Regions from separate parts of the Homo sapiens genome. Here region 2 is linked to region 1. The links are chromatin loops, found by intact Hi-C in ENCODE. Cell type or tissue: endothelial cell of umbilical vein. All regions are shown on one strand. Each heading gives the region's core, and the rest is flanking DNA. Links, peaks and the distances in the headings are about the cores only.

Evidence for each region. A loop is a pair of places that touch in the nucleus more often than their neighbours do. Peaks named below come from ENCODE experiments on the same cell type or tissue, not always from the same donor. Only the 100,000 strongest peaks of a DNase experiment are listed, where the experiment ranks them.
Region 2: it touches region 1 in a loop (6-fold over the local background); 4 of 110 quality-filtered maps call a loop at or near these places.

The regions. Positions count from the first base shown.
Region 1 is chr12:51,922,260-51,932,882 of GRCh38, forward strand. ACVRL1 (activin A receptor like type 1) reads left to right here. Exons shown (of 10, transcript NM_000020.3): 10 at 1-1,102. Among named protein-coding and RNA genes, the nearest start is that of ACVRL1, 20 kb to the left of the region's middle. RefSeq lists enhancers at 757-806, 1,592-2,423. In endothelial cell of umbilical vein, for the core only: CTCF peaks have their summits at 1,347 (motif pointing left) and 4,670; DNase peaks (open chromatin) are centred at 1,082, 1,512, 3,922, 4,672 and 1 weaker place; H3K27ac peaks cover 4,463 bases.
Region 2 is chr12:52,017,741-52,028,363 of GRCh38, forward strand. The region is part of intron 1 of LOC124902934 (a long non-coding RNA gene); the gene reads left to right. It also overlaps a transcript of NR4A1 not described here. Among named protein-coding and RNA genes, the nearest start is that of TAMALIN-AS1, 15 kb to the left of the region's middle. RefSeq lists a silencer at 5,781-6,240 and enhancers at 6,947-7,884, 7,045-7,339, 7,885-8,822. In endothelial cell of umbilical vein, for the core only: CTCF peaks have their summits at 3,208 (motif pointing left), 6,158 (motif pointing left) and 8,052 (motif pointing right); DNase peaks (open chromatin) are centred at 3,151, 5,891, 7,221 and 7,891; H3K4me3 peaks cover 1,802 bases; H3K27ac peaks cover 3,606 bases.

The DNA.
Region 1 (10,623 bases), core at 761-8,760:
TCCAGTTCTTGCCTAAAACCATGCCAGTGGCCACCCTTGGGCTCAGACAGCTCTGGGCCTTTTGACCACAAGCCAGCCCCTCGCCCTCTCTGTGGCATAGTCTTCTCTGCCCCAGGACTGCAGGGCGGCTTCCTCCAAGGCTTCCAAGGCTCAAAAGAAATTTGGCTCCATCCAAGAAGGCTCCAGCTCCCCTACTGGCCCCTGGCTCAGGCCCACACCCCTGGCCAGGCCCAGAGAGTGTGTCTCAGGAGAATTCAATGGCTCTAGAGAGACACACAGAAAGTTTGGCATTTGGAAATTTCAAGGATGTATGTATGCTCACGTATGGAGCAGGTTGTCCTGGTCCCTGGGTGCAGGGAAGTGGGCTGCAGGGAAGTGGATTGGAGGGGAGCTTGAGGAATATAAGGAGCGGGGGTGGAGACTCAGGCTATGGACAAGGACAGCCCCAAGGTTGGGAAGACCTGGCCTTAGTCGTCCTCAGCCTAGGGGCAGGGCAGTGAAGAAAGCTCTCCCCGCTCCTGCTGTAATGACCCAGAGTAGCCTCCCCAGGCCGGCATCTTATGTGTGTCTTCCACCATCCTCATGGTGGCACTTTTCTAGGCCTGTCTCCCAGCATTGTGCAAGGCTCGGAAGAGAACCAGGAAGTGAAACTGGGTGAAAACAGAAAGCTCAATGGATGGGCTAGGTTCCCAGATCATTAGGGCAGAGTTTGCACGTCCTCTGGTCACTGGAATCCACCCAGCCCACGAATCATCTCCCTCTTGAAGGATTTTATTTCTACTGGGTTTTGGAACAAACTCCTGCTGAGACCCCACAGCCAGAAACTGAAAGCAGCAGCTCCCCAAAGCCTGGAAAATCCCTAAGAGAAGGCCTGGGGCAGGAAGTGGAGTGACAGGGGACAGGTAGAGAGAAGGGGGCCCAATGGCCAGGGAGTGAAGGAGGTGGCGTTGCTGAGAGCAGTCTGCACATGCTTCTGTCTGAGTGCAGGAAGGTGTTCCAGGGTCGAAATTACACTTCTCGTACCTGGAGACGCTGTTTGTGGGAGCACTGGGCTCATGCCTGGCACACAATAGGTCTGCAATAAACCATGGTTAAATCCTGAGCTCCGGAGTCTTCCCAGGCCGATGCCTCTGCAGTGGCCCGTCGCAGAGGTCCAGATAAAACCAGAGGGATCCGGGGAGAAGAGGGTCCCAGGATACACGCCCAGCTTTGCCCTTAGACAGGTCACAGTTTCCTCACGCCCCTGCTCAGACCCCCGCGGGGGCCCAAATCTCAGTTCCTACCCCAGATTGGGAGCAGCCTAGTCGCCGCACCTGCCACGTCGCCCTCTGCTGGCCGAGGGCTGCCCAGCGGCCGCCTCCCATCCCCACACAGGGACCGCGGGGCCTTTCCCGGCAGGGTGGGGCAGCCTTCCCCGCACCCGGGGGCCAACGTCTGTGTGCTCACTGACTTGCTGTTCTGCAGGGACTGTCCCCCTAATACCACACCTAGCGAAGAGCGTTCTGCTTCCGAACCGGCAGCTTGGACCCTCCCTCCTCAATTCCTTGTTCTCACTTCCCTTCTCAAATGGGGTCCCCATCTTGCCAGGAGTCAGTCCCCATTCCCAGCATGGGAAGATCCCCTTCCCTGGGGACCTACCTTGTCCTGGGATCAGAAGGCACTTCACACACACATCCCATTCTCACACCCGGAAATTCGGGGCGGGGACATGCTGTGGGGGAGGCAGATACTAAAAGAAGCTGAGAGGGTCCTGGCCCATGGGACTGCCCAGCCTAGAAAATCTGTGCCTTCGTGTTAGACGCCCTCTTAGGGAAACATAGGAAGGGTACACCTTACACCACAGATGACCTTGTGGTCCCTTGCACCCCCAAGGCGGCCTCATGCCTGGAACCTCCTACCCTGGGTTCATGGATCCCCCAACAACACAGCGCCTTCCCAGAGGATTCGGGCACCCGGCCTCAGACCAGCTTTGACGAAATAGGAGCGTTGCTAGCATCCAGCAAAGGCAGCCTTTCCCCTTCCCCTGTGCCTGCCAGACTCTGTCCTTACGTCCTCCCCATGATGTCCAGGCTATGGTGGGAGAGTGGGGAGAAGGGCAGTGGGGAAATTGCAGAGAAAGGGGTACGTGAACGCTGAGCAGGATCTGCGGCAAGATTGGCTCACTGCTCTCCAGTTCTTGCGAAGAGCCCTTGGGAAGTCACCCCGTCCGAGCCCCTGCCTACAAGTAGACCTCAGGGAACCTGCCTGCCTTTGGAGGAAAAAAACCTACTGCTCACTTTACTTCTCTGCAGCTTTGCCCTGACTTCCTCAGGGACCCCAGGCCCCAATTTCCCTATCTAGACAAAGAGGGAGAGGACCATCTGTGTGGTAAAGGCCCTCCCTGAGGGGTGATAGGTGCTATAGCATGCCACAGTGGGGCTGAGGGTAGCTCCTGGAATATGAGCCTTGATGTGGAGGGCCACCCCTTCCCCTGCCAAGGCCTCACCAACAGTTTTTCTCTCCACCCTCCAAGGCACCATCCTCCCTCAGTCCTGCCTTGCACCAGCCTCCAAGGAAGGTGCTGTTTCCTCCATATCCTCACCAACATTAAGATCAACAGCCCAAGAGATGGCAAAGTCCTCACGCCTAGAAGTCCCTGTCCTGGGGGAGGAGTGGGGGGTGCATGTCCTGCGTCCAGTCTCCCAGGGCTGGGACTGATGCTAGCTGTGTAATCATCACTCTGGGTGGGCGACTCTTGGAATGAGCTGCTTCCACCAGGGCCACATTCAGTTTGCTCGAAATAGAGACAGAGGGCTTCTTGACTTTGCATATGATTTGCATAATGTCATAGACACACAGTCTATTTTCAGGCAGTTTTCAGGTTAAAGTGTTGTCACTGCTGCCCTACAGGGTGTCATGTCTGGATGAGTCTCTTCTCTGTTCTTTCTCACCCACCCACTCTTACTGACCTACATCCCCAGCTGCAGGAGCGAATGGTGAGGCAGGGGGAGAATGGGGTTGTCCAGGGAGACACATGGGCAGGGAAATCAAGGGAATTTCCTTATTACCAGCATCACCAGAAACAGAATCTGGTTGCTCAGGGTCAACTGATAGGAAGAGGGTAAGGAATGGGAAGTCAGGTAACCCATCTGCTGTTCTGCACAAACCCTTCCCACCTCTCCTACCAGGAGAACAGCCAGTTCCTGTTTCTCTATTCAGTCTTCTGACAGTTTGAAGAAAGATGTCTAGATAGATAAACCTGTTTCTTTCAGCCACCCATAAAGCCTTGCTTGGCCCAGACATCCCTCATGGGCATTTATTTTCAGCGCTAAGATTAGATCTTCACCTCTTGGGAAATCTGACCTGCAGTCTGTTCCTCTCCTGGGAGCCTTATCTGAGAGATAAGGATCATAGTCTCATGATCAATATTTTTGGAGCACCTGGCACACAGTAGGAGGTCAGTCAGTGCTGGAGTCCCCTCCTCTTCTTCATCTAGAGGTCTGTACCAAGTACCTCATTGTCCCAGGCCTGGATGCTCGACACACACACCAGCCTCTGAGGGCTCAGATGCAGAAACAGACTTACAAGGGCCAGTTGAGGTGACTGTCACTAAGTTATCTGGGACCTTGGCCAGTTGCTCGGCCTCCTCATCTGGAAAGGAGGGGGATTGGTGATTGGTGGAGACTAGGGGCAAAGACAATTCCTATATTATAGCTTGAGCTGTTTGGCAACCTTCCTTGATCACAGAGGGTCAGGGCTGGAGCCCCACCCAGGGCTCCCTCCTGTAGACACTCTGGCTTTGGGGCATGTCTGGTGTGCTGTCTTCCTGTGTACATCAAAGGATCCACCAGATGCCAAGGCAAAGAGCCTGAGAACCTTACTGGGTCCTGGGAAAGGGGAGACCACTTGGTCTGGCTGCCCAGCCGCCACGCACTACCCAGAATTCCCTGTCCCATGTCCAGCCCCCAGGACCTGCCTCATCCCCTCAGGCAGGCGTTTCCTGTTGATAAGAAGCTCCGTCACAAACACTGATAAAGACATGAAAAAAGGAAATCGACAGGCTTGGGTATAATGGGCATTTTGTCTGCCTTTTCTACCCCTCTTCCTTCTCCCAGAACCGCCCACTCCACACCCCCACCTCATACCACTTCCCAGAACTGAGGAGAAAGGATTCCCCTACCTCCACCATGGGCCCTATTTGATAGTCTCCAGGAATTTGGCCTGAAGGCTTACACAGGTCTCAGAAGAGGGACCCAGCTTGGCCTGGGTCAGGATGGGAGCCCTGAGGCAGTAAGCACTGGGTGCTGGGAGGCCCCAGGCCAGGGAAATGGGCAGCAGCACCTAGAGGAAGGACAGTCCAGTGCAGGTCTAATCGAGGACCGTCCTCTTCCCTCCTCCTCTCCTCCCAGAGGCTTGGATCCAAGTGGTGGTTAGGTGGCTAGATAGTCTATAATTAGTGCATTTTCCTTAATTTTAGTCTCAAGCTTGTTACTGGAAAATCTCATTAATTTTGAGTCTACTAATTTGGAATCTATGATCCTTCAGGCCAAGAGGCTGAACTGATGTTTAGAAAAATAAACAAAGCAAACAAGTTTTCGAGGCAGGCCCTACCACCCTTCTTGTGTTGGATTTGTAAGTTCAACTTGACAAAGGTAGTTGTCCTAAAGCGCTGGGCCTGCAGTTGAGATAACCTGCCACCAGGTGGGTGATGAGGCCTGCCACTGGTGTTTTAAGTAGTCATTGCTCATGGACAGATGTTTTAAAGATTTTATATTCAATGATTCTTTCTTCCTCTTCTCCAGAGATGCAACTCCTTAATAAAACAGTAAGACAAACACAGAAAAGTGGAATAGATGGTTCTAAGTGGCCAGCATTTAACAGAAAAACAACAGCCAGCATATACAACTTGGAGATTTTCTTGATTTAACTGTTTTCCAGTCCTGGTTGCCACCCAGCTAGGGCCTTATCCTGGTTTCAGGCCCTCACATCTCTCATTGCATTTTTGACACTTGGTGGAAGGAGCAGAGGAGTAAAGAGCAAAGGGTTTTATCCAAGTCAAAATTCCAGCTGTTCTACCCTGGTCCAGTGGCTCACTCCTGTAATCCTAGAACTTTGGGAGGCTGAGGCGGGCAGATCACTTGAGGCCAGGAGTTTGAGACCAGCCTGGCCAACATGGTGAAACCTCATGTCTACTAAAGATACAAAAAATTAGCCAGGCGCGGTGGTGGGCACTTGTCATCCCAGCTACTCTGGAGGTTGGGGTGGGAAAATTGCTTGAACCTGGGAGGCGGAGGTTGCAGTGAGCTGAGATCACACCACTGTACTCCAGCCTGGGAGACAGAGTGAGATTCTGTCTCAAAAAATAAAACAAAACAAAACAAAAACAAAATTCCAGCTGTTTTGTTGGATTTTACTTACTTACTTATTTATTTATTTTGAGGCAGGATCTTGCTATATCACCTAGGCCGGTCACAGGCTCCTAGGCTCAAACAATCCTCCTGAGACAGCCTCCTGGGTAGCTGAGACTACAGGTGCATGTCACCATCCTGGCTAATTTTTTTTACTTTTAATTTTTTTTAGAGATAGAAGTCTTACTCAGATGTTGCTCAGACTGGCCTCAAACTCCCAGCCTCAAGTCATCCTCCCACCTGGGCCTCCCGAGTAGCTAGGATTACAGGTGCAAGCTACCACGCCTAGCCTACCTGTTGTTTTAGTAATTCGACAAATTTATTCTAAATTTATATGGAAGAGTATAAGTTCATGAATAACTAAGTCAATTTTCTTTATTTTGGGTTATTTTCTGACTATGTTATGCATTCACATGATTCAAAAGCCAATGCATCTACATTGGAGTAGTGTGGGAATGAAAAAAAAAAATTAAAATAAAGAAATAAAGGCCGGGTGTGGTGGCTCATGCCTATAATCCCAGCCCTTTGGGAGGCCGAGGTGTTTGAGTCCAACCTGGGCAGCAAAGAAAGAATTAGTCCCTACAGAAAATTAAAACAGTGTAGTATTCCACTCTTTGAATGTACCAGTCCCCTATTTTTGGAAGTTTTGTTTTTTTCCAGTTTGGGGCCATTATAAGCAAGGCTGCAGTGAATAAATTTGTGTATACATTATTTTCCTTTATTCCAGTATTTCTGTAAGATACATTCTAAAAAGTGGAATTCCTGGGTCAAAGGAAATGTGAATTTGGCCAAGTCAGTTGTGAAGAAGTGCAAAGGGGGAGACTTGCCCCAGAAGACAATAAGACAAGTCACAGAAAAATAGAATAGTACCAGACAAGTAGACAAATAGACAAGTAGAACATGTTAAAGAACCCAGGAACAGGCCAGGCACGGTCTCTCACGCCTGTAATCCCAGCACTTTGGGAGGCCAAGGCAGGTGGATCACCTGAGGTCAGGAGTTCGAGACCAGCCTGGCCAACATGGTGAAACCTCGTCTCTATTAAAAATACAAAAATTAGCCAGACGTGGGGGCGGGTGCCTATAATCCCAGCTACTCGGGAGGCTGAGGCAGGAGAATCGCTTGAACCTGGAGGGTGGAGGTTGCAGTGAGCAGAGATCATGCTACATCATTCCAGCCTGGGTGGAAGAGCAAAACTCTGTCTGAAAAACAAAACAAAACAAAACGAAACAGAACCCAGGAACACCCAGGCGCAGTGGCTCATGTCTGTAATCCCAGTACTTTGGGAGGCTGAGGCAGGAGGATTGCTTGAGCCCAGGAGTTCAAGACCAGCCTGGGTAACATCGCAAGACCCTGTCTCTATAAAAAATAAAAAATTACCCAGGCATGGTGGCACATGCCTGTGGTCCCAGCTTCTCAGGAGGCTGAGACGGGAGGATTGCTTGAGCCCGCTGGTCGGGTGGGAGTCTAGGGCTCCAGTGAGCCATGATCACACCACTTCACTCCAGCCTGGGTGACAGTGAGATCCTATCTTAAAAACAAAAAAACAAAAAACAAAGAACTCAGAAACAAATCCATATGCATCTGAAAACTGTTATGTGATAAAGGTTGCATCAGAAATTAGTGAAGGCTGGGCGTTGTGGCTCACGCCTGTAATCCCAGCACTTTGGGAGGCTAAGGCAGGCAGATCACCTGAGGTCAGGAGTTTGAGATCAGCCTGGTCAACATGGTGAAACCCTGTCTCTACTGCAAATACAAAAATTAGCCAGGCGTGGTGGCGCACACCTGTAATCCTAGCTACTCAGGAGGCTGAGGCACAAGAATTGCTTGAACCTGGGAGGCAGAGGTTGCGGTGAGCTGAGATCACACCACTGTACTCCAGCCTGGGCTATGGAGTGAGACCCTGTCTCAAAAAAAAAAAGAAAAAAAGTGAAGATGATGGCTAAAAAATACAGGGTTTTGTGAGGGGGTGATGAAAATGTTCTAAAATGGACTGTGATCATGGTTTTACAGTTCTGTGAATATACTGAAAGTCATTGAATTATGTGCTTTAAATGGATGAATTGTATGGTATGTAAATTATATCTTAATAAAGCTGTTAAAATATGGGGAAGAAAGGCCAGATTTTTTAGATAGTGTTGGAAATACTGGAACACTGTTCAGATAGAAAATGCAGTTGGGACTCTCCCTTACATCGTCTACAAAGATGGACTCCACATGGATTAAGGACCAAAGTGTAAAAGGCCACACTATAAGGCTAGTAAAAGAAAGTGTAAGAGAACATCCTTGTGACCCAAGGTTGGGGAAAGACTTAAAGAAGACCCTTGGCCGGGCGCCGGTGGCTCACGCCTGTAATCCTAGCACTTTTGGAGGCCGAGGCGGGTGGATCACGAGGTCAGGAGATGGAGACCATCCTGGCTAACATGGTGAAACCTCATCTCTACTAAAAATACAAACAATTAGCCAAGCGTGGTGGCGGGTGCCTGTAGTCCCAGCTACTCGGGAGGCTGAGGCAGGAGAATCGCATGAACCGGGAGGCAGAGGTCGCAGTGAGCCGAGATCACGCCACTGCACTCCAGCTGGGCAACACAGCAGGACTCTGTCTCAAAAAAAAAGAAGACCCTTGAAGTGCAAACTGTAAAAAAAAATATGAACATGACTATATCAGTTCACTCTTCAATTATACACTATATATATTTAACATTGAAAAATTAATAAAACTCATAGATAGATGGTAGACTGGAAGGAGATATTTACAGTCCTTAAAACTGTTGAGGCGTTAATATCTACAATATATAAAAAACTCTTGCAAATCAGTAAGACCCAAGAGAAAAACAGGCGAGAGACATGCAGAGTTAATTTACAAAAGAGGAAGCCCAAATGGCTAACGAGTATAGAATGGAATGCTCAAACTCACTAGTAATCAGAGAAATGTACATGTAAGTGACATACCAACTAACATCCATCAAAATGGCAAAATGAGAAAAGTGGATAATGCTAAGAGTTGTCAAGGGTGTGGGGGAATAAGAACTCTTGTGCAGTTCTTGTAGAAGTATAAACTGGCATAGACTTTTTAGCATTACTTAGTAAAAATGGGTATTCCTATGCCATTTGGCCTCATGATACCATTCCTGGGTATACAGTTGACCCTTGAACAACACAAGTTTGTGCTACATGCATTCACTTACATGCAGATTTCCATCCTCCTTTGCCACTACTGAGACAGCAAGACTAACCCCTTCTCTTCCTCCTCCTTCTCAGCTTACTCAACATGAAGACAAGGATGAAGACTTTATGATAATCCACTTCCACTTAATGGATAGTAAATATATTTCCTCTTCTGGCCAGGCACGGTGGCTCACGACTGTAATCCCAGCACTTTGGGAGGTCGAGGCTGGTGGATTGCCTGAGGTCAGGAGTTCGAGACCAGTCTGGCCAACATGGTGAAAACCCGTCTCTACTAAAAATACAAAAAAAATTAACCAGGCGTGGTGGTGTGCACCTGTAATCCTGGCTACTCGGGAAGCTGAGGCAGGGGAATTTTTTGAACCAGGGAGGCGGAGCTTGCAGTGAGCCGAGATCGCACCACTGAACTCCAGCCTGGGTGACAGAGCGAGATTCCATCTCAAATATATATATATATATATATATATATATATACGTATATATATATATATATATACGTATATATATATATATATACACGTATATATATATATATACGTATATATACACACACACACACACACACACACACACACATATATATTCTCTTCCTTATGATTTTCTTAACATTTTCTTTTCTCTAGCTTACTTTATTTTAAGAATATAGTACATAATGCATATAACATATGTATGTGTTAATTGACTGTTCATTATCAGTAAGGCTTCCAGTCAACAATAGACTATTATTAAATTGTGGGGGAGTCAAAAGTCATACACAGATTTTTGATTGCATGGGAGATCAGCACCCCAAACCTCACCTTGTTCAAGGGTCAACCATGTATCTCCTAGAAATTCTCATACAAGTCCACAAGTGGAGACATGATGAAGTTCAACACACTGTTGCTTGTGGTAGCAGGGAACTGGAACCAACCTTGGTGTCCATCCCTAGGGCAACAGATAAGAAAATGTTCGGAATACGATGTCATCCATTGGAAGCAATTAACCACACATATATGCAGCAACATAGATAGACCTTAAAAATATGGGATTGGCAAATAAAGAGAATGAGGGTTATAACACAATGCCTTTTATATAAGTTTAGGATGCATACATATTCAAAACAACATTATATGCTTAGCAAGGATATGCATACGTTTTAGGACATGGAGCAAGCTCACTAGAGTGCCTGGGGGTGAGGAGAGCAAGATAGATGGAGATGGAAAGGGGGATTGGAGAAGGAGCTGGAAAATAAGATCTAAGAGAGGCCTCGTTACCTTGCACAGAATAAGGATGATAACATGTTACCCCGTGATTAACCTGAAGACCATAGAGGGAAAAGAAAAAAATTAACAACTGCAGAGCCTCAGATCCTGGGCATGAAACATAACAGAACCTCCAGGGACTCAGTTTCCTCCTATTCAGAATGGGGATAATATGTAAGGTGGTTGTGAGGACTGGGATCATGTTGGGCAAGAGGCCTGGCCAGAATTGTTGTTCAATAATAAAAATAATGCTAATGATAGTATGCTATCCTTGCCGATAGTGTTTGCAGGTTCAGTTCTGCAGAGTTGCAGACCAGCTTGGTGTCAACACCTCTTGCTTTGCTCCCCAGCTCCTGGCTCTCTTATCTCTCTGGCCTCCTCATCTGGGCTGCAGCTAAATAGGAGAGATTTGCAAGGCAAGGTGAAAAGGTGAAAACCTGTGATTATATATATGTATACTTCTATGTTTATATTTATTTATTTCAATTAGAAAAAGCCTCTTCATCCTGTATTCACTGGCTGCTCCCTTTGGATCAATACTTTAGTTAGGTCTTTAGAGAAATGAAATTTATATTCATGCCCCGCTGTTCCCTTAGTAACAATCTCCGGCAATCAGATCTGCTCTCTGGTGGAAATGGCCTTTGGAAAGCGCTTGTGCAGTGTGCAGTTGCACAATCTTACCTTTGCCAGAAACTGTTTTCTGATGTAGCCAGTATCTTTTCCAGAAAAAAAAAATTAACTACATTTAAGCAGACTTAACAAGGTCTTAAAATAGATATAAAGTGGTTTCACCCCACAAGGGGAATTCTTA
Region 2 (10,623 bases), core at 1,520-9,519, 96 kb after region 1:
CTCTATCCTCACACCTCAGCTGAAACATCACCTCCTCAGAGAGGTTTGCCTTATCAAATAGGAACAAGTTCGCTGACCCCATTATTTATTATTTATTTATTTTTTTGAGACAGAGTCTTGCTCTGTTGCCCAGGCTGGAGTGCAGTGGCACAATCTCGGCTCACTACAAGCTCCGCCTCCCAGGTTCATGCCATTCTCCTGCCTCAGTCTCCCGAGTAGCTGGGACTACAGGCGCCCGCCACTAGGCCCAGCTAATTTTTTTGTATTTTTAGTAGAGACGGGGTTTCACTGTGTTAGCCAGGATGGTCTCGATCTCCTGACCTCATGATCTGCCCGCCTCAGCCTCCCAAAGTGCTGGGATTACAGGTGTGAGCCACCGCGCCCTGCCGACCCTATTATTCTTTATCTTGAGTCTTCTGGGTTTGTTAGTTTGTTTGTTTGATTTTTGAGACAGAGTTTCACTCTTGTCACCCAGGCTGGAGTGCAACCTCTGCCTCCTGGGTTCAAGCAATTCCCCTGCCTCAGCCTCCTGAGTAGCTGGGATTACAGGCGCCCACCACGCCCAGCTAAGTTTTGTATTTTTAGTAGAAACAGGGTTTTGCCATGTTGGCCAGTCTGGTCTCGAACTCCTGACCTCAGGTGATCCACCCGCCTTGGCCTCCCAAAGTGCTAGGATTACAGGCATGAGCCACCGTGCCTGTCTATTCTTTTTTACTTCATAGCACTTTCTCCCAATTGGGAATCACACTGACTTCTTTTGTTTCTGTCTTGCCTTTGTGAGGGCAGGAACCCAGCCTTGTTTGAAGTTGCACCTCCAGGGTCTAACAGAGCCTGGCACACAGGAGGGGCTCTATTAACTCATGCTGATGAGTGAATGCCTCCTTGGGGCCAACCCTGCCTAGGGGTAACCATCACCTCCCCACCTCTGAGCCCCAGGGGCTGGGTGAGACAGCCCCTCTTCTGCTCCATCTGTAGCTGGCATCTGTAGGCCCTTCTCTGAAAATCCCTTTGGGGCTGGGTGGCGGCCCCAGCCAGGGCACCTGCACCTGGCCACCCTGTCCTCCCTAGTCCCAGGAAGGGAGGACATTTGATTAAGAAAATGGAGATTCCCCAAGCTCCCTGTTTTAACAGCTGCTCTGTGACGATGACAAATATTGGCTCCCAGGGGCTCAGGTCTAGGGGAGGGGCCCCCTCACACCTTTGTTCCCAGATACAAGGCTGCCAGGAAACCAACTGCCTGGGCATAGCCTGGCACCTTACAGGGGGTGGAAGGCTGCAGGGGCCTCCCTAGATTTCTCCTCCGAGTAGAGAGTCCAAGTCCCTTGGCCACCAGTCTGTCCCCACCCCCTGCCATGTAGCTATTCCCAGGAGTGATGTCGGTGCCCCCTCACCCAGGCTGATGGGGACTCCTGGCCAGCCGTGAGTTCATAGGGGAGGGTGAGGGGTGCCCAGGGCGGGGCTAGATCCCACCTCTCAGCTGATGGGATGACGGCACCAGCACAGCAGCCTCCTGCCGTGTAGGTGGGTGACAGGGAGTGACTAATGTGCGAGCTGCGATGCTAAAAATTAACCCAGGGATCGTGTTTGGCAGAGGGGGTGGGGGTGGATGGGAAAAGGAGCAGGGACTCAGAATATTGTGTGGTCGGTATTTCCCCTGCCCTGCCACCCCTCCTTTGCCTCCCACCAGCCTTCTGCTCCTCTCAAAGCCTCAGGGAACTCTGTGGGAGCCCCTCCCCCATGCTAGGGCAGAAGGGGCTCCCAACAATTCCAGGGAAGGACAGAGGCCTCCACTCCAGGCTTCATGCATGGTCAGGGGAGGGACATGGCCCTGCTGATAGGGTTCTGGTCTGAGGTCCCCACAGAGCCCTGCAGAAGCAGCCAGTGCGCCTAGCAAGGGCAGGTTCCCATCATCAGGCTCGGGGGTGGGCAGTGGGGGTGGCAGCTGCACCACAAGAAAAGAATAGGTGGCCAGGCGTGGTGGTTCATGCCTGTAATCCCAGCACTTTGGAAGGCCGAGGCAGGTGGATCACCTGAGGTCAAGAGTTCAAGAACAACCTGGCCAACATGGCGAAACCCCGTTTCTTCTAAAAATACAAAAATTAGCCAGGCGTGGTGATGGATGCCTGTAATCCCAGCTATTTGGGAGGCTGAGGCAGGAGAATTGCGTGAACCTGGGAGGTGGAGATTGCAGTGAGCCGAGATAGCACCACTGCACTCCAGCCTGGGCAACAGAGCGAGACTCCGTCTCAAAAAATAAAAAAAAGAAAAGGATAGGTGACTTCTGTGTCCCTATGTGCTGGGCTAACACTTCCACATCCATTACCTTACTGAGACCTCACAGTACATCTGAAAGCTCTCTATTTGACAGATAAAGAGACTGAGAATTAGGTTAAGGCAGCATAGCTGGCGCCTGGCAAGGCCAGGATGCTCTCATGCCTGTTTGTCTCTATAGCTTAGGGTGGTGAGAAGGAAGTCTTCCTGGAGGAAGGGGTGTGAGGACAGGGTGGAAGAGATGGTGAGTAATGAGCTGAACTTCTCAGGCTAGGGGCCTCGCCTGTGGAAAAAGTGGTATTGGCATGGTGGGTATATGAGGTATATGAGAGGTAGGACCCGAAAGAGCAGGTCCAAGGTTTGCCAGGGAGCAGTAGGAGGAGGGGCCAGCCCAGAGAGTTCCCGGTTCCATGCATGCAGGTGCTGTGCTGGAGGGAGGGAGAGCATTCCCATCTAAGGGGAGCATAGGGGGGCTCTGGAGACTTGGTGGGGTCCACAAAACAGGGGAGGTGGGCTTGGAGAAGAGCTCTGCTAACACATGTGGGAAAACTTATTAGAAGGAGTGAACCTCTGGACCCTCCCATTTCCCCTGGAAACCAAACCAGAGACCTTGCGCTGAATGGCAGCAGGAGAAGAGGAAGGACAGCAGGAGGCCCCTTCTGCTGCCCAGCCCAAGCTCATGAGGCTGGGAAGTGAGGGAGGCTGTGGGATTCCCCAGCTCAGGAGAGACGTCAGGCTGGCTGGCTGGGAGGCTGCCTGGTCCTGCACCGACAGGTGGATGAAATGACCGTAAGTGGGGAGTGATGGGCTCAGAGAAGTGAGACAGAAAGGAAGCTGAGGGCTCTGGAGGGGCCACGGAAACCCAAGAGAGTTCCTCAAGAGAGTAAAACAGCCAGAGTGCAGCAGTGTGCTGACCCCTGGTGGGGAGCCGGGACCATACCAGGTGGAGAGGGGCACAGAGCAGGGCTCTCCCATCAGCCAACCATTGGGAGCAGCCTCCCTCCCTCCTTAGAGCCCACCTCTTCAGCCCTTCCTCAGCCTGCTGCACGCTTGTACAAAGTGGAGCCTCCCCTGAACCCCACAATCATTTATCTGAAGTGCTCAGACACCCTCCCACTGCTTCTGGTCCCAGGGCCTCTCCTCACTCCACCACCCAGATTGTGGGCTCCCAAGGGAGTGAACCCCATCTCATGCCAGCACTGATCGAAGGCAGGTACGTCTGAATGAATGAATGAACAGTTGAGTTCAGAACATCTAACTAAATGACTAAATGACTCCAACCAACAGACCTTCTCTGCACAGAACCCTGTGTGGTATGAAAGCTCATGGACTGGGGTTGATAGTGGAGAGGAAACATACTTTTCAACAGCAAGATGCAAGAGTGTTTTTATTATTTATTTATAATTTATTTTTATTTTTAGAGATGTGTCTTGCATGCAATCAATATGGGGACCTCCCAGGAGCAGGAGGCCACCAGGTTGCCTAAGACATATGAATTTTTGCTTTCAGGGACACCTCCTAAGCTTCAGTGATCCATCTTGGAGTTGGCCTTTGTGGGGAGAACATATAAATTTATGCAAAAAGTAAAAATGCAAATACTGCCTCTGGGTCTCTTTCCCAGCTGCTCCCCTACAGAGTCACTTAGCCTTTAGTGACTCACAGTTGATCTGGTCCACTCAGCAACCCACAGAGTGACAGCCCACCCAGGTCCCAGCATACATAGCATCTTCTTCTGGAGCCCCCCAAATCTCACTCTAATTGAGGGCTTGGCTGGAGCCACTCTCTCTGAGGAGTGTGGTCTCTGGGCAAATAAGGCAAGACCAGTGGCTGGCAGCTACAGCAGTCAGTAGGGTGGGGGACATTTAACAGCAGATAGGGCCATACTCCTACTCTTGCCATTCTTTTTACCCTTCCCCTCCCCCTTGCAATTCTTTTCTGTTTTTTTTTTTTTTTTTGGTTTTTGAAACAGGGTCAGCTGGGTGCGGTGGCTCACGCCTGTAATCCCAGCACTTTGGGAGGTTGGTAGATCACTTGAGGTCAGGAGTTCAAGACCAGACTGGACAACACAGTGAAACCCAGTCTCTACTAAAAATATAAAAATTAGCTGGGCGTGGTGGCACATGCCTGTAAACCCAGCTACTGGGGATGCTGAGACAGGAGAATCGCTTGAAGCTGGGAGGTGGAGGTTGCAGCGAGCAGAGATTGGGACACTGCACTCCAGCCTGGGCAACAGAGCGAGACTCTGTCTCAAAAAAAGAAAAAGAAAAAGAAAAAGAAAGAAAGAAAGAAAAAAAAAGAAACAGGAAACAGGGTCTTGCTCTGTCGTCCAACCTGGATGCAGTGGTATAATCACAGCTCACCGCAGCCTCAATCTCCTGGGTTTAAGCGATCCTCAACGTTTGGAGTAGCTGGGACTGCAGGCGTAGGCCACCACCCCAGGCTAATTTTTGTATTTTTTGTAGAGAGAGGTTTCGCCATGTTGGCCAGGCTGGTCTCAAACTCCTGGGCTCAAGCAATTCTCCTAACTCGGCCTTCCAAAGTGCTGGGATTACAGGTGTGAGCCACCACTCCTGGCCCCCTTGAGATTCTGATCCAGGAGTTCTAGGGTGGGCTGGGGCGTTGGTATTTTTAAAGCACCCTAGGTGCTTAGTGAGTCTTTATTGAAAGGATGTTGACTGAAGATAATTCTGGAGATCTCTGAGCTCCCTCCCACACAGATCCTTGGGACTCTAAATACTGGCCGAACTCGGCCCCCTGAGGCTGTGTCTTCTTGGGGAGCTAAGGACCTGTGCCTCCCACTGGCCCGGAACCACTTTCTGCTTCCTGGTGTAAGCTTTGGTATGGATGGTGGCCGTCTCCCTACAGACTGGGAGCTGTTAGAGGGCAGGGATCCTAGCTGACACATCTATGTCCTCGCCTTGGTTGGAGGTAGGTATGGGTGGCGGCGAGGGAGGAGATGGGGGTGGGGCTCAACACACTGTCCAGCCCCTGTCGTCTGGCTGGGTATCGCCAGTGCTCAGGGGCGAGCGGAATGGAGAGGAGGCGGGGCTGGGGCGCACAGCCGGCAGGGGATCCCTGCCGGAGTCTGCTTTTCACGGGTTCCCGTCTAGACCAGAGTTGGGGCTCAGCTTGGAGAGATGGGACAGGTGGAGGTGCTGGGGGTTGGAGCCCCACGCGCTGCTCAAGAGGCTGCAGGCTGGCCTTCAAGGCCTGGGCTAGACTGCGGCGGTTGGGGGCTGGCGGTGCGGCTCGGGTGGAGTCCGCCGGGCACCGCCCTCCCTCTCCACCCTCGCCCACCCCGGGGCCGCGAGGCTGTGGGTTGAGCTGCAGAGGCGAGCTCCCTCCTGGGCGTGCCGCCGCCGCGAGTGGGGTGGGAGCGCAGAGGGGGCCTCGGGGTTATGCTTTGCTGGGATCTGGGAAGGAAGCAGGTGGCAGCGCCGGAGTGAGTAACCGCCTCCCGAGGCAGCTAGTCCCGCCGCCTCAGGAAGTCCTGGCGCCGTAGCGCACCGCCGCCCGCCACACCGGGACCTTCCCCTCGCACTAGCCCGCCCCCACCCCGCCTCCATCTCGCGCTCCCAGCCGCAGACACGGGCGCCTCTGCACTCTCAACCCCTCACCCACGCAGACCCTGGCCCGCCGGTGACCTCCCCTGCGGCTCCTCCTTCTGCCCCGGCCCAGCCCCTCCCCTGCTGCTCCTCCTCCTGCCCCGGCCCAGCCCGTCCACCGTCCTCTCATCCCCATGGCCTCGAACCCCAGCCTGCCGAGCCGCTCCTCACAGGGTGCTGTGGCTCCCCGCTGCAAAGGGGCGGGTCCTGGTAGGGGGCGTGGCCTGGCCGACTTGCGGGGCGGCGGCGCCCTCTGCCGGCAGACTCGGGAACGGCCACACTCGTCACCTCGCCCCCGGCCCGGCTCCTGGACCCCCCTGGACCTCTCTGCCAGCTCTCCTCTCTCCTGGAAATGCGCCTGCAGGACTCGGAACGTGCAGAGGTCGGTCCTGGCCCCAGCCGTGCCACGGGCTATCTGAGGGAGAGTCGCGGCCTCTCTGAGGCTTGGCTTCCTTTCCTGTGAAATGGCTGTGGTGAGGAGCAAACGCTCAGCAGTGAAGAAGGACCCTTTGTAACCGCGAAGGAGCCTGTGAGTGTGAGGTATGGTTGTTATCAACGCTAAGGGCAGTCTTTTGCCTTCTGCGGGGGTGACGACCATCCTTCTCCCTGCCCCAGCCCCACAGTGGAAGGAAAACATAAGTCACCTCCAGAGATTATCACATGCAGTGGATTGCTTTCAGCCTTTTTTCTGAATATAAAATATACATATACGTATTTTAATACAATTGTGGCCCTTCTCTACGTGCTGTTCTGTGCTGCCTTTTTTTCTCTCTCTCCAAGTGCTTAACTTATGTTTTAAAGCCCAGATTCGGCCAGAGGGGTGGCTCACCAACACTTTGGGAGGCCAAGGCCGGAGGATCTCTTGAGCAGAAGTTCAAGACCAACCTGAGCAACATAGCAAGACCTCGTCTCTACAAAAAATTTTTAAAAATGATCTGAGTGTCTGTAGTCCCAGCTACTGGAGAGGCTGAGATGGGAGGCTCGCTTGAATCCTGGAGTTCCAGGCTGCAGTGAGCCGTGATTGTGCCACTGGCCACTGCACTCCAGCCTGGGTGACAGAGTGAGATCCTGTCACAAGAAAGAAAGAAGAAGAAGAAAAGAAAGAAAGAAAAAGAAAACAAAAAACCAAAAAGAAAAGAAACAACCAAAAAACTAGAGTCAGACAAACCTGGATTTAGGTTCTTGCTCTGTGACTTTATATTTCCACCCTTGAGCAAACCACACAACCTCTACCTTCCTCAGCCTCAGTTTCCTCCTTTGCAAAATGGTGGTAATGCCAGGAATACCCACTTCACAGGCAGCGGTGAGGCCCCGCACACAGCCCAGTGCATGCTGGTTAGGGCTCTCCTTTTGCTTCCTGAGACTGCACGAGCTCTGCCTTCTTCATGCACCACGTGGTAAGGAAGGAGCTGGAGGCCTCCGCCTCTCGGACCTTGCTCACTGCTGCTTTTTTTTTTTTTTTTTTGACAGAGTCTCTCTGTCGCCCAGGCTGGAGTGCAATGGCACAACCCCGGCTCACTGCACCCTCCGTCCCCCGGGTTCAAGTGATTCTCCTGCCTCAGTCTCCCGAGTAGCTGGGATTCCAGGCGGCCGCCACCACGCCCGGCTAATTTGTCATATTTTTAGTAGAGATGGGGTTTCGCCATGTTGGCCAGGCTGGTCTCGAACTCCTGACCTCAGGTGATCCACCTGCCTCGGCCTCCCAAACTGCTGGGATTACAGGGGTGAGCCACCGCCCCAGGCCTCTTTCGGCACTGCCCTCAACCACATGGGCCTCACTGTTCTTCCGGCGTACCCAGACTTTCCCCATCTCAGCGCCTTCCCACCGGTCCTGTGTTTCCATGGCCTTTCCCCGGGTAGGGGCCTTTCTTTTCCTAGCTTCGCTCAGTTCCCTGCTACATTGTCGCCTCCTCGCAGAAGCCGTCTCTGGCCGTTCCGTATCGCTAGCGCCCTCTATCATTCGCTAGCAGCTCACCCGGCTCTGTTTTTCTTCATTGCACTTCTCGTTATGTGCCGTTCTCTTATAAATGTTTTTGTCTTTATCCCTCCCATAGAAGACACCTCCATGAAAGGCCAGGGCTTTCCGAGGTTCTTTTCCTCTGTGGTTCCTAGAAGAGGGCCTGGCACATAGCCGGCCTTGGCTAGCTTTTTGCGTAAATGTGAAGGGATCCACCTTCCTCCCTTATAAGAGGTAGCAGTACCTCCTGTTACCAGCAGAGGGCACCACCGTACAGCACTTGGGGGCCGCAGGGGATCCTGCTGGGATGGGAGGTATTTAAAAAGCCCACAGGCCTCTCCTCCCATAATGTGGGCGCTCCCACAGCTGGGACCGGAAGCAGGAGGGCCCCCTGCGCTAATCTGCCCTGGCAGCAGCGAGCTGGCACGCCCTGGGTGCATCATCCGGTGTGCTCTGGTGCCCAAGGTCGGAATACCCTCACTGGTGGCTTGGACACACCCCTGAGCAGCTGATGCTTCTGGACAGATCACACCCTGTCCCGGGCTCTCAAAATGAGGGCAATGACATGAGCTGCACTGCTCGCTCACGCGTTTGCTGTGAGGTTGGGACAGGAGTGCATGGGAAATGTTTTATGAATGTAAACATGGGACAAATATAATTTATGCACGCCTTTATTGGTAGTGCAGCAGATTGACAACAAACGAGGGGAGAAGATAAGGTATTTAAAGGAAATTGCAAGGCTAAATGAAGGTGGGAATTAAGACAGTGAAGGAGAACGAAGAAGTTAAAAATAACAACTACCTTTCACCAAGAGCTTATTAGGAGCCAAGGCAGAGGAAAGTGATCTCCAAACATTGTCTAATTATAGCCAACACTTACATGGTGCTGACCTCATGCCAGGAACTCTTTAAGTGCTTTATGCATAAAAACTCACTGGATCCTCACAACAACTCAGGGAGGTAGGTCATATCGCTGTCCCGTTCTACACAAGGAAACTGAGGCCCGGACAGCTTAAGTGACTGGCCCAAGGCCACATAGATAGACAGGGCTGGGCAATCTGCCTCCTGGAATGTGCTCTTAAAGCCCCACAGTCACAGCCACACCAAAAGGGAGATATTGTTATTATCATTCCATTTCCCAAACAAGCAACTGAGGCTTAGCAGATGTACAAAGCCCGCCTAAAGCCACACTGGGAATATGTGTATTTGAGCCCAGCTTAACCACCCACCAAACTAGGCCTGCAGGAGCTAGGAGGGGCTTCAGGAATGTGCACAGGTTCTCTCGGAGGGCAGCAGCAGACATACCCACTCTTCCTCTGAGCGGGGAGGGGAAGGTGAGAGCACAGAGGCTGGGCAGGGCTGATGGGGTTGAGGAAGAGGCTGCTTGGTGGCCTCAACTCCATGGACCGCAGATGGCCAGGCATCTTCTGGCCAGGAAGTGAGAGGTGTGTTGATAGGCACAGTGGCTGTCCACAGGGATTCCAGCCAGAGCTGTGGGCCCCCCACAAATCTCCATAGGGAGACTAGGGACTGAGGGGTGGGCCTTACAGTGGGAGGTGGGAGCAGCCCCATCCCTACCACAAGTGCCCCTTAGCCCAGCCCTGACTTCCAGCCCGTTACATAAGCTGCTGCATACCCAGGCCTGGAAATAGCTGAGGCTGTACCGGCTGGGCTGGGAGACGTGATGAATGGTCCCCAGGAGCATCAGCTGACCGCCCTGTGCTCCTGAAGTGACCTGAGGGCCTGCCAGCAGCTCGGGTTACCCAGCTCTCCCTGGGAGGCAGCCCTGCCTGGTCTGCTGAGGATGGCTCTGATGTGATTCTGTGTCTGGACATTTATGGTTCGAGTGCCCGCAGGATGGTCCCTCTCCCAAGCCTGAGCAGCTAAGGCAGCTCCCAGCCACGCTGTGCCCACTGGCAGCCTCTGGATGCTGGGAGCCAGGGCCTTGCCCAGAGCAAGCACTTGGATCTCTGCAGACAGTCAGCACTGGGAGGGCTGAGAGCTCTGCTGCTCTGAGTCCTGTGCTAAGGGCCCGCAAGGAAAGAGGAAGAGGAGCCTGAGAAACTCGGGGTGCACGTGGGGGCTGCAGGTGTCATTCCAGGGCTGCACTCCACCCACATCCCCATGCCTCCTGTTTCACGGCCCACTCTGTTACTGAACTGGTGGCCCTGGGCACAGGGGGGCACCCACACACTCTGATGCCCACTGCAGAGGGCAGAGCCACACACCCCTCCAGGGACTAGGCACATACACCCTTACTTCTGAGAGTAACGTGGCTAGGCTCAGGAGTGTAGGAGGGCGTTCTCCCAGCATATGGTGATCATATGTTAAGAATTATTATTATGTTGGTCAGGTGCGGTGGCTCACACCTGTAATTCTAGCACTTTTAGAGGCTGAGGTGGGAGGATTGCTTGAGTCCAGGAGTTTGAGACCAGCCTGGGCAACATGATGAAATCCTGTCTCTACAAAAAATACAAAAATTAGCCGGGCGTGGTGGCATGTGCCTTTAGTCCCAGCTACTCGGGAGTTTGAGATGGGAGGATCGCTTGAGCCCAGGAGGTTGAGGCTGCAGTGAGCCAAGATTGTGCCACTACACTCCAGTCTGGGTGACAAAGTGAGACCCTGTCTCCAAAAAAAAAAAAAAAAAAAAAAAAAAAGAAGAGAGAAGTATGAATGATTATGGCCATGCCAATTCTGTGCCTTTAAGATACCTGCTTAAGGGGCCGGGAGCAGTGGCTCACGCCTGTAATCCCAGCACTTTGGGAGGCTGATGCAGGCAGATCATGAGGTC